Linked DNA regions of Mus musculus: region 1 is linked to region 2. The links are chromatin contacts, found by POLR2A ChIA-PET in ENCODE. All regions are on one chromosome and are shown on one strand. Each heading gives the region's core, a stretch centred on a gene start or an enhancer-like site at or near the end of the contact. The rest is flanking DNA. Distances are from core to core; before and after follow the strand shown.

What was found. ChIA-PET counts read pairs that join two places held with the same protein, here RNA polymerase II (POLR2A).
Region 1: POLR2A ChIA-PET joins it to region 2 with 20 read pairs in embryonic stem cell. The contact joins the promoter of D930048N14Rik here to the promoter of Phykpl in region 2. POLR2A ChIA-PET finds 5 or more read pairs at or near these places in 4 of 5 experiments (Patski and embryonic stem cell).

What each region holds. Positions count from the first base shown.
Region 1 is chr11:51,649,685-51,654,665 of GRCm38, forward strand. D930048N14Rik (RIKEN cDNA D930048N14 gene) reads left to right here and starts at 1,270. Exons shown (of 4, transcript NR_027958.1): 1 at 1,270-1,529; 2 at 4,050-4,187; 3 at 4,308-4,429. It overlaps N4bp3 (NEDD4 binding protein 3), which reads right to left and starts at 1,389. Exons shown (of 5, transcript NM_145974.3): 1 at 994-1,389. It overlaps Gm30058 (a long non-coding RNA gene), which reads right to left. Exons shown (of 2, transcript XR_388627.1): 2 at 2,406-3,113.
Region 2 is chr11:51,581,728-51,586,723 of GRCm38, forward strand. Phykpl (5-phosphohydroxy-L-lysine phospholyase) reads left to right here and starts at 3,054. Exons shown (of 13, transcript NM_028398.3): 1 at 3,054-3,152; 2 at 3,787-3,905; 3 at 4,834-4,993. The coding sequence starts at 3,094. Col23a1 (collagen, type XXIII, alpha 1) reads left to right here. Exons shown (of 29, transcript NM_153393.2): 29 at 1-2,198.

The sequences.
Region 1 (4,981 bases), core at 20-2,519, 66 kb after region 2:
CCCAGCTGTCCCAGCTAGGGGTCACCTTCCACTAGTATACTCTGCTGTCTACGTAGCCTGCCCAGCCCCCCATGCTTGTTTCTCCCAAGGGCAAGGTTGAGAGGGATGGAACTTAACCCCCCTCCCAGAGATCCCTCCTGCCCGCCCTGGGGAAAGAGGTAAGAAGAAGAAATAGTGGAAGTGGCGCAGGTTTAGGGACTCTTGAGCTCAGGAAACTGCTAGAGGCGGTGTCGGGAACTAGCTGGTCGCTTTCATTCAGTCTTGCACATACACACCCACACGCAGCCAGTCGGCAGAGAAGCCCTGCTTGTGAGAGCCTGGGAGGAGGCTCATCTCTAGGTCCAGGAGGGCCTCCCGCCTCTGCTCCCGCCCAAGGACAACCATTCCCAATCTGTATCTTTGGGTTGGGTATGTCCCAAGCTCCCATCTTAATACTGAGATACCTTAAGAGTCCTGGTCCTTACTTTTGTCAAAGGCTAAAGTCAGGACTGGAACAGAGTCCCAGACCTTGGGACGTCCCCTGTTCGCAGGTCCCCAGGTGAGGACCAGACACAGTAGGGGGCTGAGGCAGGAAGAGGGTACCCTGAGGGTGAGGGCAGGTGAGTGGTGTCCCCGGGAAGGCGGCAGAGAAGACAGGTTGGACATCCCGGTGGAACTGCGCCCAGGAAGGCTGTGGAGGAAGCAAGGGATCCCAGAACTACCGGAGGCCCTCCTAGCTACCCAGGGGGCGGGGTGGGGTGCACGTCTCCCGCCCGCCGTCTGTGGGGCCTGCTTAGAGCTGGTGCAGGGGGCGGAGGCCGAGGTCAGACTCCTGCGCCAAGGGCGCCTGCCCCTCCTAGCTGCGGCGTGGGGATCGGGGCGATGCTCCACGGAAAATGCATTTACAGGTCAGCCTCGTGCGCGGGAGCAGAGGACACCGGGGCGCGCACAGCATCCTGCCAACCCCCGCCGGGTGTCCGAGAACGACCTCAGCGACCCGCCCTACCCACTTACCATGCTGGCTCCGTGAATCCTAGGGCGCGCTGCAGTCCCCAGCTCGGTCTCGAACCTTTCTCTTCCCAGGCTCTTCGGGAACGCGCGGGAGCCGGATCGGCGGGCAAAGGACGCACTGGGCGACACTCGTCCGCTGGCCCCAGAGACGGAGGGAAAACCCGGCCTGACTCACCCGCGCGGCGCGAGCCCCAGCGCCCAGCCCGGCCCCCGGATGTGGGGGGCGGGAACCGGCACCGCCCCCGAGCGACCTGAGCCCCGCCCGGGCTCGCGGGTGCTGCGGGGCCGGGACCCCACCGCTAGCCGCGCATGGTGCAGCGGCCACCGCGATGCGTGCTCGTTCGCTCGCTCACGTGCAGCAGCTCTGCAGACCCCAGCCCGGACGAGGCTCTAGAGCGCGCGCCGCACTGCTTGCTGCTCCTCCTTCTCCTCCTCCTCCAACTCGGGCCTCGCCCGCCTCACCCGGTTTCCTTCCAGAACCAGCTTCCAAACTGGCTTGCTGGGATGGGTTGGTCAGGTCTCTGCCGCCTCTTTCTCAGGTAAGCGCCACTTTCCTCGTTTGAGAATAAACCCAAGACGCGCTCTAAGAGCCGAAGAGGTGTAGTAGGCGTCTACAGTAGTTAGCCGCTGGACTTTTATTTTGGAGGGAGGTTGATTTACCTGTGCAGCCTTCTAGGGGCGGCAGGTTCAGATGCCTTTAGGGGCCAGACTGATAGTGTAAATGAGTCATATGGGTTGGGTAAGCCAGTAGCGGGGACGGAAACCGAAGGCTGGACACTCAGACACGTTCAAGAGTAAGAAGTTGGAACACCTTTTCTTCCTTAAAAAGTTAAACATAGATGTGGGGTGGGGTGGGGTGGGGTGGGGTGGGGTGGTAAGGGTTGTGTATGGAGAGATGGTTCAGTGGTTAAGAGTACTTGCTGCTCTAGCAGAGGACCCGGTTTTGGTTCCCAGCAACCACGTGGTTGCTCACAATCCTTTGCAGCTCCAGTTCCAGGGTATGGAACGCCCCCCCCCTCACCCCCACCCCCGGCCCCTGGGGGCATTACTCGCACTGGGTGCACATTTACTCACGCTGGCACATACACGTAATTTTGTTGTTGTTGTTTTTAAGATAAAAAAAAAAAACCAAACCAGTAAGTTAAACAGATTCATGATAGCATTTCCACTCCTGGGTATATGACTAAAGAAATCAGGTATGCCAACAAGTGCTTGCACTCAGATGATCATAGCAATCCTGTGTATAACAGTCAAAAGAAGGACACAGGTCAAACCCTCCAGCAATTAGTGAAAGGATAAACAGTGTGGTCCAACCATACAGTGGAATATTACTTACCACAGAAAAGGCATAGTGCCATTTCATGCTACAACTCAAACCTCTAACAAGTGATGGTAAGTCAAAGAAACCCAGCAGAGACCATGTGTGAACCTTTATGGACAGAATGCAGGCTAGTGCTAGAAGCCACAGGGAGGGAGAAATGAGGATGATCCTTGCAAGTTATCGGGTTTTGTCCTGGAATCAGGTGGTGGTGACAGCACTTTCCTTTTACATTGTCTTACAGAGGGCTGGGGTGTGACTCAGTAGGAGAGCATTCTCTCAGAGGCTGCTTGAGGCCCTGGGTTCAATTCCCAGTACCTTAAGTTAAAATGGATAATTTTGTATCAGGCAAGTCAACTTCATTTAAACAACAAAACATTACTGTGGCCCAGCAGGTACCGATTTGCCGCCTCTGTTTTCTATTTCTACCGTAGTCAAATGTTAACAATGGATTTTTCTCTTTAAGAAACCTCATTCACAGCACTTGGTATCTCAGTCATGCAGGGACTGCAGGTATATGGGGGAGCGGGGTTGCCTGAGACAGATGAACATTGACCATAAGAGCACACGTATGGTCTTGGGGACCTGAGGAAATGCCTCTCTGGGCAAGTAGCCTGACAGAAGCCCAGAATTCAAATGTTTCCTCAGGGAGGTGTATTCATGGTTCTGAGGCCCAGAGCTGGAGAAATCTGGACATGTTCAGATGTAGAGGAGCTCTGAAGGGAGGCCAGGGCCTGGAGAGTTCCCCAAAGGTGGCACACAGGTGTTGTCCCAGAACTGCCTCATGGATCATCCTGCAGAGCCTCTGCAATACAGACACAAGAATAACAGCAACAATAATAATTACCAAGTATTTGTGGAGTTAGGGCATTTGTAATCCCAGTATTTAGAGTTTAGAAAAATAGGAAGATCAGACTGGAGAGAGGCTCAGCCGTAAAGAGCACTGACTGCTCTTCCAGAGGTCCTGAGTTCAATTCCCAGCAACCACAGGGTGGCTCACAACCATCTGTAATGGGACATCTGATGCCCTCTTCTGGCATGTCTGACAGCTACAGTGTACTCATATAAATTGAGAGAGAGAGAGAGAGAGAGAGAGAGAAGGGAAATCAGGAGTTTATCTGAGAGAGAGAGAGAGAGAGAGAGAGAGAGAGAGAGAGAGAGAGAGAGAGAAGGGAAATCAGGAGTTTATCTGTCTGGCTAAGGAGAAGGTTGCACAAGGCTGGACTATGCACTGTGCTGTGCACACAAGTCTTGCTTGCCAACAGAAGCGGGGAGGATGGGTTATGGGCACCCAGGCAAAAGAGGTGAGAACATTCTTGAGGAGAAAAAAGTCAAAACTAATTCTAAATCCTTTTATTCTGTGTGTATTGATGTTTTGCCTACACGTATGCCTGGGTGAAGGTGTCCGATCTTGGAGTTATAGTTGTGAGCTACCATGTGTGTGCTGGAAGAGTAAGCAGTGTTCCTAACCACTGAGCCATCTCTCCAGCCCCCTAAATTCTTTTTTGTTTGTTTGTTTGTTTGAAACAGTCTCTTGTAGGGCAGGCTGTCCTTGAACTCATTTGGTAGCAGAGGATGGCTTTGAACTCCTGATCTTCCTGCTTTCCATACTCTAAATACTGGGATTACAAATTCCCTAGCTCTGTAAATACTTAGCAATGATTACTGCTGTTGTTATTCTTGGTGTGTGTATGTGTGTGTGTTTGTTGTTGTATGTTGACGTGTATGCATTTGCGTGCAGGTGGAGGACAGTGGACGGTTTGTGGAGTCTGTTTCTCTCTCTCTACCTTTACATGGCTTCGGAGGATCAAGCTCAGGTCCTCGGGCTTGTACAGCAAAGACTTCGCCCAGCGAACCATTTCAGCTGCCCCATCTCTAAGTGAGTCAGGTTCAGTGACACCCAAGGCCACCTCCCTCCCCTTCCTGGATCCCCTTCTATGTTTGCAAATGCAGTGACTTATCCAGGTTCTGGTTTCCTCCTTCTTCCCTCCCCCTCCAGTGTTCTTTCCCTTTACCAGGCTATCAGAAGAGAGGGATGGTGGCTGTATCCCGGGCATCCCAGCAGGAAGGACTGGGTTAGAGGCTCCTGGCTGAACAGAACACTCAGAACTGGCATTTCAGGTAAGGATCCTGGCTGGGATGCAGATCTGAGGGGCTAGAGTGGAGGGAGAGAGCCTGCTGCTAACCTCTCAACAAAGATGTCATTCAGGGAAGCAAGGGGACATCAGGAGGCAGGCTACTTGTCCCCATCCTTTGCACAGGCTGGGGACTCCACAGACTGCTAAGACAACTGTCCTGCCCCTAGGGAGGAGCTGGCCCGACAAATACTGCCTGGCTTTTGAGCCTTTGCGTATTGTTACTCTTTGTGTGTGTGTGTGTGTGTGTGTGTGTGTGTGTGTGTGTGTGTGTGTGTGTGTATTGTTACTCTTGTTACCTTGATAGGAAATGGCAAGGCAGGTAGGACCAGCTGACCCTGTAGAGAAGTAGGTGGAGACACCATCCAGTGCCTTCTCTTCCCCTACCCCCCTTATGCCTTCCTCTGTGTCAACAAGGCATGGGACATGCCACTGGACTCTTGGATGTCCTTGGTTCAGCTTTCTCTGATAAAAAAGTTGGGGGGCGTCCAGTGGGGGGCACATGATCTACCACCCCCAAAGTACACCTCAGAGCTAG
Region 2 (4,996 bases), core at 1,804-4,303:
AAAATAAAATAAAATTAGCTCTCTTGTAGCCCAGGCTAGCACTGAACTCACTATGTAGTTCAGGATGACCTTAAAGTTCTGGCCCTCTACTCCTTGCTCTATCTGCTCCAGTTACAGTTGTGCACCACTGTGCCTGACTTCTACAGTGCTGGGATTCAAACCTAAGGCTTTATGCCTGTTAACATAAGCACTTAACCAAAAAAGCTACAATCTTAGCCCTTGTTACGGCATCTTAAATAACACCACTCATCTGTAGCATGAGACAGTAATGCTCAAAATTCAGGTGTGGTTCAGTAAGATTCAGCTCTGTGGAATATACACAGAGAGCCTAGGACAGATCAGACACCTCACTGTACCTGTGGCTGGCTGTCCTCGCTCTATCTGCTCCAAGACCAAATAGTAATCACGGTCCTGCAGAGTGGGCCCATGTCTCCCCCTAACTTGTCCTTACAGCAAACTGAAGAAAGATGCCCAACAAATGTGCCCATTTTCATAGATGACAAAACCAAGCTCTTTCCCTGTGTGTAGAAAAGACAGGAGCGTCAATGACAGTGTCTCTGTCCCCTTCCTCCAAGGGCAGAGATCCAAGGAGGGCCACACTCCCCAGACTGTACACATGCATTCCTTGCTAAGCAGAGGCCCAGCCACACACAGCTGATGTCAAGTCCCTACCTCTGTCCCCCTGAGGAGCTGGCAAAAAGCAGCAGACCATGTTCTCTGCCACACTGGGTCAACTAGGAAACCAGATAAAAGAAAAAGAAAAAGAAAACAGATGTAGTGGACCAAGATGACTAAGGTGGCTCACTGGTAACAATGCCTGCTTTGGAGATGTGACATAGCCTCCCAAGCCCACCACAGCCTACAGTCAACAAAGCACTCCTCCTTCATCCTAAGAACAACATCGTTAGGGCTGCAGGGGTAGGTGTCACTGTGTCCATTTTACATATAGGAAATCTGAGGCTCACAGTGCATAGTTATCTGCTTAGAGATACACAGACAGGCGAGAGTGACAGGCTTGGGACTGAACCCGTGCTCTCGGAGGTCCCCTAATTTTTCTTCAGGGTTGTTTGGCAACATATGGAATCTGCTAGGCAGACCCCTGACGATGGGTGGACAGCACGCAGAGCTTTCTAGAGGCTGACGCCCCAAACTCTCCCTTTCACCTCAGGCTGCCCTGGGCCATTCTTGGCCCATTACTGCCCCCGTGTGGACTCATACCTTGTATCCTTGCAAATGGACATGCAGAGCCATGGAGTGTCCTGTGCCAGCCTGAAGTGAGGACAGAGAGAATGAGTTGTTCAAGGTCCCAAGTGAGACGCTGGGGAGTGCCCTGCCTCAACAATGAGGCTCAAGGACTGAGAGGAGGCCTTGGTTCTCCCTACCAAGAAGGCCAGTTCTCTTTGTAATTATTTGTAAGTCAAATAATTCTGGAAGGGAGGTATCTGTTTATTGAGTCCTTGACTATCCTGTGTTCCATGCCGCTAAAGAAACCAACGAGATGACTGTCCCCATGGACAGATGGCTCTGAGGCTTGAGAGAAGCGACCTTACTAGATTCCCTGTCCTTAAAGCTTTGAGTTGTCACAGGATTGGGGGACACTCCTGGCATTCAGAAGACAGTCGAGGTTAGCATACACCTGAAATCCAGGACACTGGACACGCCCAGTAGTGAAGCTGCTCACTGTGAATGCCAGCTGAGGAAACCCTGCTCTGGATTCAAGGGTTGGGCAGGGGAATGATTGCTTGTTGGTTGAGACAGGGTCTCAATACATAACTTAGGCTGGTCCCAAAGTTGCAGCTCTGCCTCAGCTTCCCAAGTGCTGGGATTACAGGCTTGCACCACCATGCCCCCCACTACATCCAAGTCTTGTTCAGTCCCTTCCTCCTTTCAGCCTGTGCCTTCTTGGCCTCCAGGGTTGCCTTGAAAGGACAGATGCCAGAAAATGGAGAGAGGATGGGACCAAGGACAGGAAGGATAGGCCTTTTCTGAGCAGGAAGATGGACTTTTAGGTAGGTTTATGGTTAAAAACATGAAATACCGCTCAGTTGGGGAAGATGGAAGGGCTCTGTGACTGGGTTTTGGTGACAAGATGCAACATTGAGAATGTACTAATGCCACTGAATTGTATGTACCCTTCAAAATTGCTTGTTTTTTTATGTATATTTTACCACAATAAAAACAAACAAAAACCACAAGAATACAAAGCTGTTCTTTAATAAGTGCTGTAAGCATTTTGCAGTTTTCTAGGGAAGAAAAGAAATAAGCTACTGGAGAATGGGGCAGCGGGCTGGCATGTGAACAAGACTGCCCCAGTCTGCTGAGGGGCCTTCTCAGGCCTTTGTTCCAGGGTTCATCAAGACAGTCAGCTCCAGCGCTCAACCCATAAGGGAGTATCCCTTCTCTCCCACCTCCGGGACCACAGAGGTCTCTTGTCACTCAGTGTGCTAGGTAAGAGTTCAGGAGACCTTGTTTTAGTCCGGCCTCTGCAGCGGGCCTATTGTGTGCCTCGGAGCAAAGCCGTTCTTTTCTGGGCCTGTTTCCTGCACAGTACATAAGGTAGGACTCAGAAGTTTTCCAAACCTCTTCCTATCTGCCCACTGCAAAATTCTCTTCCTGTAGCGACATGTCAAGTTTATCCTGTCTAATCCTAGCAAGAATTTCTAGAGATCTCCGTGGTCTGCCCCAGCAGTGGCACCGAACTCTACAGCGCCATGCCAGGAAGGCCTTTGTCCTTCCAGGGTGCCAGTAATTTACCCTCACAGGGTGTCACGTTATCAGCGCAGAGACAGCAACCTGCTCGGGCGTGCCCCGCCGCAGTTTAGAGTCCCGCTCCACCTGGCGGTCTGGGGACACATTCCTGGGAGGGAAACCTCGGGCGTAGGAGAGAAGGGCGAAGTCCGACCATGGATCAGCGGAGAGTATCCGCCCGTGATGACGTGAACTGCAAGCTATCTCGCTTGCAAGTTCCGTAAACGCCCGGGAAGGGAGCTCCTGGGGGCGGGACCAGCACTGAAGCCCCACCCAGAGCTGACGTCGCGGGCGGAGGCGGAGCTAAGCGCGCAGCATCTGGGTACTGGCTGACCGCTCGGCGCCATGGCCGCGGACACGCGCGCCAAGGCCGTCACTCTGGACCTGAGACGTCGGCTGCTCAGGTACCGGGTGTGGGCTCCGAAAGCGCGTATAGCGCCCACCCCGAGTCCCTGATTTCCCCGCCTCCCTCAGCCTACTAGAAGCGGCCGTGAACCACCCCGCGACTCCGGGGCGTCCCCTGTCCCGTGGAGCGAGCTTTGCCCCTGGCAGCCACCTGCATAAGGAGCTGGGCCTGGCCTGGGGGGCAGTCATGTCACGGGCAGGGTTACAGGAAGTCTGCTCTTGGCCTGTGAGGAGTATCCTCGGTGCCACGTGGAGAGAAGCTTATGGTTGGAACTTAGGACTGGAGCTAGCCATTACTAACGGGGACAGCAAGGCCACTGGGTTGGCAAGGAATGTTAGGGGCTGAGATGCAGCTCCTAACAAGGGGGTTTTCTTCAGGAAGCCATTCCGAAGCCCTTTTCACTGGGACTGGAGGAGTCTCAGTGTGCAAGCAAAACTGAGAGGGCCACAAAGGCTTAGTTTTGTCTCAGAAACTTTCTGCTCCGTCCTGTTCACAGGAATGGGGAGGCAGGGAAGTTCCACCGTGCCCTGCAAGCTTTTGTCCATCCCAGAATCAGGAAGGAGTGAAGGGGGCTGTAATGAGTGGAGGTCAGTCTTCAGACAGGGTTGTCGATCCTTTGCCTGTCCCCACAGCTCTTCCTGCAGACTCTTTTTTCCTGAGGATCCTGTTAAGATTATCCGAGGCCAAGGGCAGTACCTGTACGATGAGCAAGGGCGAGAGTACCTGGACTGTATCAACAACGTGGCTCATGGTCAGTATGACGCCTCTCACCCTTGGTGAGACAGGGGAGGAGGCTGAGGCCATAGATCTGACTGATAGCCTGGGTTGAACAGAACTGAATCGGATGCTCAGGGGGGCACCCCAGTCTTTGTGAAAAGACTCCACACCATAGCTGTGCTAAACCAGGCAGGCCTGAGAGGTTCACATGCCAAGGTCCAAGCTGCACGTCCCACGTGGAACTCACATCAAACCAGGCATATATACAGTCCACCCATCCATGACCACAAATGTAGTGTGCTCATCTTGGCCTCGTGCAGGGTGCTGACAGCAGGCCTTCACCTCTATTGACTACTATAGGGGTAATAGGAAACTTTAGTATGAATTCAGCCAACTGGGCTACCACAGCTGTTAGAAGGCACATTGCAGGCAGGTAAGGGTTAAAACCCAGGACTCTCCCAGCACTCAGGGCACAGAGGCAGGGGGGTCTCCTGAGTTAACAGCCAGCCTGGCCTACGCCTACATAGCAAGTTTCAGGGACAACTAGGGCTTCACAGAGAGACCCTGTCTCAGGAGAAATGACTTAATCCTGGGCCTTTTTGGTAAACTCACTGCCCGGTGTTGTAGGTAATTGTGTTAATTATTGCTACCTTGCTTTGACCATGTTGGCACGTGAGCTCTAAGAATGCAGATGCCATGGCTGACCCTCTGACAGTGCCCCTCCAGCTGAGTCTCAAAATACCTCTCTAAAAACCTTTGTTTTCTAGATAGCATTTCTGACCCTCTTTTCCTTCTGCTGGACTCTCTTCTGGGCTCCCCCGCCCCATCATTAACTCCCCTCTTTCCACTTTGCCTTCGTTAACTTCGTCTCCCCTGGATGGGTTTGCAGATAGAGCGGAGGGGGCATCTGGTGGGGCTGGCTGGGTGACGTCGGCCACTTGATGCAGATGCCCCTCTTGCAGTTGGGCACTGCCACCCTACCGTGGTCCAAGCCGCACATGAACAGAACCTAGTGCTCAACACCAACAGCCGCTACCTGCATGACAACATCGTGGACTATGCCCAGAGGCTGTCGGAGACCCTGCCGGAGCAGCTCTCTGTGTTTTACTTCTTGAATTCTGGGTA